Linked DNA regions of Homo sapiens: region 2 is linked to region 1. A link is an interaction called in ENCODE POLR2A ChIA-PET data of the cell type or tissue named here. Cell type or tissue: Caco-2. All regions are shown on one strand.

Evidence for each region. Peaks named below come from ENCODE experiments on the same cell type or tissue, not always from the same donor. Only the 100,000 strongest peaks of a DNase experiment are listed, where the experiment ranks them.
Region 2: POLR2A ChIA-PET joins it to region 1 with 5 read pairs; 11 of 35 experiments call an interaction of 5 or more read pairs at or near these places.

Annotation. Positions count from the first base shown.
Region 1 is chr20:36,000,043-36,004,042 of GRCh38, forward strand. The region is part of intron 8 of CNBD2 (cyclic nucleotide binding domain containing 2); the gene reads left to right. Among named protein-coding and RNA genes, the nearest start is that of CNBD2, 33 kb to the left of the region's middle. In Caco-2, no CTCF peak of the experiment used is centred here; a DNase peak (open chromatin) is centred at 2,019.
Region 2 is chr20:36,112,740-36,116,739 of GRCh38, forward strand. It overlaps a transcript of EPB41L1 not described here. Among named protein-coding and RNA genes, the nearest start is that of EPB41L1, 40 kb to the right of the region's middle. RefSeq lists an enhancer at 38-537. In Caco-2, no CTCF peak of the experiment used is centred here; no DNase peak of the experiment used is centred here.

The sequences.
Region 1 (4,000 bases):
AGTTACTATTTCTGATGTTCTTTGTTCCTTTGTATAGATCCAGATTTCTACCTAATAACCACTTCCTTCTGCCTGAAGTACTTCCTTTAACATTTCTTGTATTTCAGCTCTGTTAGTGATGAATTATTTCAGCTTTTCTATGTCTGAAAACTATTTTATCTTCATTTTTGAAAGAAATTTTTGCTGGATATAAAATTCTAAGTTGACAGGTTTTTTCTTTCACTACTTTAAAGATGTTGCATTAAAGTCTTTTTTGACTTGCATTGTTTTCAGCAAATCCGTTCATATTTTTATTTATTGTTTTCAACAAGAAGTCCGTTAACATTTTATTTATTTATTTATTTATATTTTTGAGACAGAGTCTCACTCTGTTACGCAGGCTGGAGTGCAATAGTGTAATCTCGGCTCACTGCAACCTCTACCTCCCTGGTTCAAGCGATTACCCTGCCTCAGCCTCCTGAATAGCCGGGACTACAGGCATATGCTACCATACTTGGCTAATTTTTGTATTTGTTGTTGTTGTTGTTGGTTTCTGAGATGGAGTCTTGCTCTTGTCACCCAGGCTGGAGTGCAATGGCACAACCTCGGCTAGCTGCAACTTCCGCCTCCCAGTTTCAAGTATTCTTGTGCCTCAGCCTCACGAGTAGCTGGGATTATAGGCGTCCACCACCACGCCTGGCTAATTTTTTTTTTTTTCATTTGTGTATGAAATTTTTTTTTTTTTTTTTTTTGATCATTCTTGGGTGTTTCTCGCAGAGGGGGATTTGGCAGGGTCATAGGACAATAGTGGAGGGAAGGTCAGCAGATAAGTGAACAAAGGTCTCTGGTTTTCCTAGGCAGAGGACCCTGCGGCCTTCCGCAGTGTTTGTGTCCCTGGGTATTTGAGATTAGGGAGTGGTGATGACTCTTAACGAGCATGCTGCCTTCAAGCATCTGTTTAACAAAGCACATCTTGCACCGCCCTTAATCCATTTAACCCTGAGTGGACACAGCACATGTTTCAGAGAGCACAGGGTTGGGGGTAAGGTCACAGATCAACAGGATAAGAATTTTTCTTAGTACAGAACAAAATGAAAAGACTCCCATGTCTACCTCTTTCTACACAGACACGGCAACCATCCGATTTCTCAATGTTTTCCCCACCTTTCCCCCCTTTCTATTCCACAAAACCGCCATTGTCATCATGGCCCGTTCTCAATGAGCTGTTGGGTACACCTCCCAGACGGGGTGGTGGCCGGGCAGAGGGGCTCCTCACTTCCCAGTAGGGGCGGCCGGGCAGAGGCGCCCCTCACCTCCTGGGCGGGGCGGCTGGCAGGGTGGGGGGCTGACCCCCCCACCTCCCTCCCGGACAGGGCGGCTGGCCGGGCAGAGGGGCTCCTCACTTCCCAGTAGGGGCGGCCGGGCAGAGGCGCCCCTCACCTCCCAGACGGGGCGGCTGGCCGGGCGGGGGGCTGACCCCCCCACCTCCCTCCCGGACGGGGCGGCCGGCTGGGCGGAGACGCTCCTCACTTCCCAGACGGGGTGGCTGCCGGGCGGAGGGGCTCCTCACTTCTCAGACGGGGCGGCTGCCAGGCGGAGGGGCTCCTCACTTCTCAGATGGGGCGGTTGCCAGGCGGAGGGTCTCCTCACTTCTCAGACGGGGCGGCCGGGCAGAGACGCTCCTCACCTCCCAGACGGGGTCGCGGCCGGGTAGAGGCGCTCCTCACATCCCAGACGGGGTGGCGGGGCAGAGGCGCTCCCCACATCTCAGACGATGGGCGGCCGGGCAGAGACGCTCCTCACTTCGTAGATGGGATGGCGGCCGGGAAGAGGCGCTCCTCACTTCCTAGATGGGATGGCGGCCGGGCAGAGACGCTCCTCACTTCCCAGACTGGGCAGCCAGGCAGAGGGGCTCCTCACGTCCCAGACGATGGGCGGCCAGGCAGAGACGCTCCTCACTTCCCAGACGGGGTGGCGGCCGGGCAGAGGCTGCACTCTCGGCACTTTGGGAGGCCAAGGCAGGCGGCTGGGTGGTGGAGGTTGTAGTGAGCTGAGATCACGCCACTGCACTCCAGCCTGGGCACCATTGAGCACTGAGTGAGCCGGACTCCGTCTGCAATCCCGGCACCTCGGGAGGCCAAGGCTGGCGGATCACTCGCGGTTAGGAGCTGGAGACCAGCCCGGCCAACACAGCGAAACCCCGTCTCCACCAAAAAAATACGAAAACCAGTCAGGCGTGGCGGTGCGCGCCTGCAATCGCAGGCACTTGGCAGGCTGAGGCAGGAGAATCAGGCAGGGAGGTTGCAGTGAGCCGAGATGGCAGCAGTACAGTCCAGCTTCGGCTGGGCAGCAGAGGGAAACCGTGGAAAGAGGGAGAGGGAGAGGGAGACCGTGGGGAGAGGGAGACGGAGAAGGAGAGGGAGAGGGAGAGCCTAATTTTTGTATTTTTAGTAGAGATGGGGTTTCGCCATGTTGGCCAGGCTGGTCTCAAACACCTGACCTCAAGTGATCCACCTGCCTTGGCTTCCCAAAGTGCTGGGATTACAGGCATAAGCCACTGCACCTGGCCAACATTTTTATTTTTGTATAAACTCTTTATATAACCTTGTATATTTTCTGTACACAGTGTACCTTTTTGCTTTGGCTGATTTTGAATTTTTTTATCAATAGTTTTAAGCAATTTGATTATGTTGTGCCTTGGTATAATTTTTGTCATGTTTCTGTGCTTGAGGTTCATTTAGTTTCTGGGATTCCTGGGTTTGTATTTTTAAAATCTGATTTGGAATATTTTGACCATGATTTTTTCAAAAAAATTATTTGTCTCTCCCTCTCCTCCACTTTGAGAACTCCAATTACATGTATATTGGATTGCTTACAATCCAATATATTATTGGATTGCAACATGTATATTGGATTGCTGTGTTTCACAGCTCACTGATGTTCTGTTCATTTTTTTTATTCTTTTTTTTTTCCTCTGTGACATTTTGGATAGTTTCTATTGCTATGTCTTCAAGTTTTCTAATCCTCCTTCTGCATTGTCTAATCTGCTGTTAATCCCACCTAGTGTACTTTTCATTTTAGACATTTTAGTTTTTATATCTCAAAGTTTGATTTGGGTCTTTTTATAATTTCCACAACTCTACTTAATATACACAATATTTTTTCCTTGGAATATAATTATAATAGCTCTTCCAATGCCCTTATGTACTAATTCCATCATATGTGTCATTTCTGAGTCAGTTTCAATCCATTGTTTCCTTTTCATATAGTTTATATTTTCCTACTTCTTTGTATCCTTCATGATTTTTTAATAGGATGCTAGAAAATGTGAATTTTGAGTACTGCATATTTTTTATTCCTGTAAATATTTCTGAACGTTAAGATGTAGTTACTTGGAAGTATTTTGATCTTTTCAAGGCTTGCTTTTAAATTTGTTATGTGGGGTCAGAACAGTGTTTAATCTAGAGCTAGTTTCCCATTCGTGAAGTAAAACCATTTTGTGTATTTCAGAATGCCCCATGACTTGAGAGGTTTTCTATTCTAGTTATTGGGAAAAGGACTATTTCTGGTCCTGTTTGAGCTCTGATGATTTATCCCTCTAATCATTTGGGGTGATTCTTTCCCCAGCCTTGGGTAGTATACTATGTAACAAATTGCCCCAAAACTTAGCAACTTAAAATAACAGACATTTACTTCTCCCAATTTCTGTGAGTCAGAAATTTGGGCACAGCTTAGTTTGGTGCTTCTGACTCAAGACCTCTTATGAACCAGCTACTTGGGAGGCTGAGGCAGGAGGATCATTTGAGTCCAGGAATTCAAGACCAGCTTGGAAAACATAGCTGGACTCCATCTGAAAAAAAAAAAAAAATCTCTTGAGGTTGCCATTGTCAGCCAGGGTTGTGGTCTCATCTGAAGGCTCATCTGGGAGGGACCTGCTTCCAGGCTAACTCACGTGGCTATTGGCCAAGTGTCTGGCCTCATGGGTGTCTCTACAGGGCAGTTTCATGACATGTTTCCCCAA
Region 2 (4,000 bases), 110 kb after region 1:
TCATCCATGCCACCGTGGCTGGTGAAGGACGGTGCTGGGCCTGGAAGCTGCCCCGTGGCCCTTGCCTGCCTTTGCTTCACCACTCCTAGGTCGTAGACTAGATTCAGGAGAGAGTGCTTTCATCCTGGCCCTGCCCGTTGACTACTACATGACCTTCCTTTCTACTGGCCTCAGGGTCACATCAACATTGGTGGATCAGGGGATGGGGGAAAGTAGGGTCAGACTAAATGACTTGTTTTCAAACTTTCCAGCAGGGAACTCTCCTTTTTCCATTGCACCCCAAAGAATCTCAATGTACAAAACAGCTAAAGGGGTTGCAGTGTGGGTTGGAGTTGGCGTGGGGCTGGCCAATTCCTCAGCCCCCAGACAATGCAACTGACCTTTTCTTGGCTTTATGGAAGACACTTTGGAAACCACTGGCCCGGGGCGTGTCAAAGCTTCTTCCCAACTTGGAGGTGCTGTGATTCTGGCAGGGCGAGGGAGTAGAGAGGGAACTCAGCCAATGGAGTTACATTGATTGGGAAATTTCGAAGTAACATGCAAATGTCACTGTGATGTTATTAGTAAGGCACAATTGCCAGGGCTGTGATGTTGTCATTCTGGAGTCCTCTGGTTTTTAATTTTGGTTCAATGTGAAGTATCTTTGTACCCCTAGGGAAACTTTCCATTTGTGTGTGTGTGTGTGTGTGTGTGTGTGTGTGTGTGTGTGTGTGTGTACACATGTGTGTGCACCTGTAGGGAGCGGGAACTATGGGGAATGAAGTGTGGCTGAGCCAGGCTGGGACAGGTAGAATGAATGGTGGGCAGAGCTGGGAGCATGTTGCTCCTGGGGGTGGTGGGGGTAGGGGGTGGCTTTAGCTCGGTTAAAAGGAGCGATTTGGCTCCTTCCTACAGGGGCCCCATGGAGATCTCTGGGCAGGAAGCATCGGGAACAAGGAATCCTCTGTCCACAGCCACAGCACAGCCGGACAGAGGAGGTGGATTAGGAGTTCCCGGGAGGGAGCCTGCTCAGCCTTTCCCTGACATTTGGGCAAATGTGTGGGGAGATGCGGAGCTCAAGGTATGTGCGCATAGGGAAGGTGGGGCTCCGTTAAGGGGAGGTTGAGATCGGCTCATACATTTATTCCACACGTTCCTCAAGCTTCCTGAAGCCTTTCAAGGAGCCAAGCTCAGAAGCAGACAATTCTGTAGGAGTCAGAGCCAAGAAAGATGAGACTCTAGGTATTAACCACCATCAGTTTACTGAAGGAGACAGGAAATGTGAGAGATAATAGACTTTCACAGGCAGCTGGGTGCAGTCGGAGCTAGTTGGCCGTGTGTCTAGAGCCCCACATTCAAGTTCTTGCTCTACAGTAATGGTCTCATGACTTCCCCTTTCTGAACCCTCATTTCTCCTTCTGTAGAATGCAGATGAACACATCCGCCCTAGCTACTTCTCAGTGCTTTTCTAAGTGTCAATTAGAATAGAGTTTTTCAAATCTCTTTGGGCAACAGAAACCCATATTGTAAGCATTTGTAGCAGAACTTGTCTGGTTCTGGGGCAGTTTACCCAGAATTTTGCCCTCCTCGTGGCTTAGTTTCCTGGGTGCTTTTGGAGATACCTCTGCAAATTCCCAGGGCTCTAGGAAGCAGGGTCTAAAGACCACTGGGTCAGGGTATTCTTGAGAACATGCTTTGAAAACTGCCCACTGCAACCCAGGTGATAGGGGTGGTGCCACATACACAAGAGTAGTTATAATACTGGCTTCTGCTTGGCCCTGCCCATGGACAGCACTGACCTTATCTTAGTTAGGGTCTATACAATTGGGCATGGCTTTTTTCCAGAAACCAGTGACAAAAACTTAACTCAAAGTGGCTTTAAACCAAAAAATGACTTTAGTGGATCCTGGGGCAGTTCATGGGACTGAAGAATGAAGAATCAGGTTGACTCTCTCTCTGCCATCACTGCCTGTCTCTCCCTTTTAAGCTGTCCTGTGTCCCAGCTTAGCAATCCAAACAGAAAAGGGAGACTCTTTTTCTTCTAGAATCTGTATGTCAATCCAAGGGAAGGACTCTGAGTGGTTCAATCACTGTTGCTGGGAGGATAGGAATATTCTGAGTGGCCAGGTGTGGGTCAGGTGCCTACCTATGTAGCTAACGTAGGGGCAGAGCTAGCACCAGACACCGGGGGAGTAGAAGGCTGTTGGCAGACCACGAGAACATGCTAGGATATTAGTGGAGCTCTAGGTTGTAACAGCTCATAGGCCTGCAGGGGGCTGTAACTCCCCTCTTCAGTTATAGTAATGCAAATGCCAACAATAATAACAATAGCTAATGTGCATTGAATTACTCTCCCTGTACCAGGCATGTTCTATTGTTTTATGTGTATTCTTTCATTTAACTGTCATGACAGTCTTTGGGTAGGTCCTATTATTACTATTATTTCCCCATATTATCGATGAGGAAACTGAGGCCCTGTTAAGTTAAGGCCACACTTTGAGTAAGTAAGGGAGCTGGGTTTCAAGCCCAAGGTGTCTGGCTTCAGAGACCATGCTCTGACTATTGCATCTCCAGCCTCTGTTTGGTAGGCCAAGTGGCCATCTTGCCTTTGCTTGTATGCACGGAGCTCACGACTTACAGAGGCAGCCCAGTTCCAGGTTGCACTGCTCTGCCTGTTGGAAAGGGCTTCCCTATGCAGTGCACATGTCTACCTCCATACAAATCCATCCAGCCAGCATATGGCTGTGTGTTAGGTGTTTCAGGAGATGTCAAGACAAATCATCCATAAACCTGCCTGAAAGGTCATCATCACAATAAGTCACATTACTTACATTGTGCCAGGCTCCATGCTGAACTCTTTATGTGCATTATCTCATTTAATTGCAGCAACAGTCCAGGTGCTGTGGCTCACACCTGTAATCCCAGCACTTTGGGAGGCCGAGGCAGGTGGATCAATTGAGGTCGGGAGTTTGAGACTAGTCTGACCAACATGGTGAAACCCCGTCTCTACTAAAAATACAAAAATTAGCCAGGCGTGGTGGAGCATGCCTGTAATCCCAGCCACTCAGGAGGCTGAGACAGGAGAATTGCTTGAACTCGGGAGGTGGAGGTTGCAGTGAGTCGCAATCGTATGACTGCATTCCAGCCTGGGTGACAGAATAAGACTGTCTCAAAAATATAATAATAATAATAGTTGCAACAACAACTCCAGAGAGTAGGTTCTGTTATTGTCCCCATTTTCCAGGGGAAACTGAGGCTCAGAGGGAATAAGTGACTAAGAAACTGCAAAGCTGTTATTTGAGTTCAGGTCTGCCTAGCTCCAGAGCCTGTACTACAACCCAGTGCAGTCAGCTATGTCCCCTAGAGGGGAATACATGTGTGCAGATGTGATTGTGACACAGTCAGCATGCAAATTGCCACTGAGAGGGACAGGAAAAATGCAACTGGAGTTTAGAGGAGAGAGGTCAGGGAAAGGGGGAGAAGGGGACATTTGATCTAAGTTGAGGGGAACTAGGATTTGGACATTCAGTTCAGGGAGGGATCTCCAGGAAGGTTTGGAAGAGAGAAGCAGGGGTAGTGAAGTTTGGGGGAACCAAAGAGCTGAGTTGGGGGTGAGGATGAGGGGTGTTGTGGCCAGCTGTGCTTTCAGGCCCCACAGAAGGTGCCTTCTTCTTCCAGACTGTTCTCTTCTGAGACGTGAAGAGGTTTGATCTTCTCCAGGAGAGCTCAACACAGGTGCCCATTTCCTTCCTTTCCTCCTGATGTGAGGTGGGCAGGCCCTATCTGGAGGGTAGACAAGGCACCTGGGCACCAACAGCTGTCAGTGCTTCATTCCCTTCTTCCTGGTGGTGAATGGCAGGAAAAATGGTCCATTCCCCGGGGATCAGCACTTTCTCCAGACAGCACAGTGCTCCAGGCACCAGAATGGCTGGACTAGCCATTCAGGAGGGTTCTCCATGTCCTCCCTGGACAGCAGGCTGAAGCATATGCCTCTCACCCATGGAGGGGCTCCTTTCTCCTG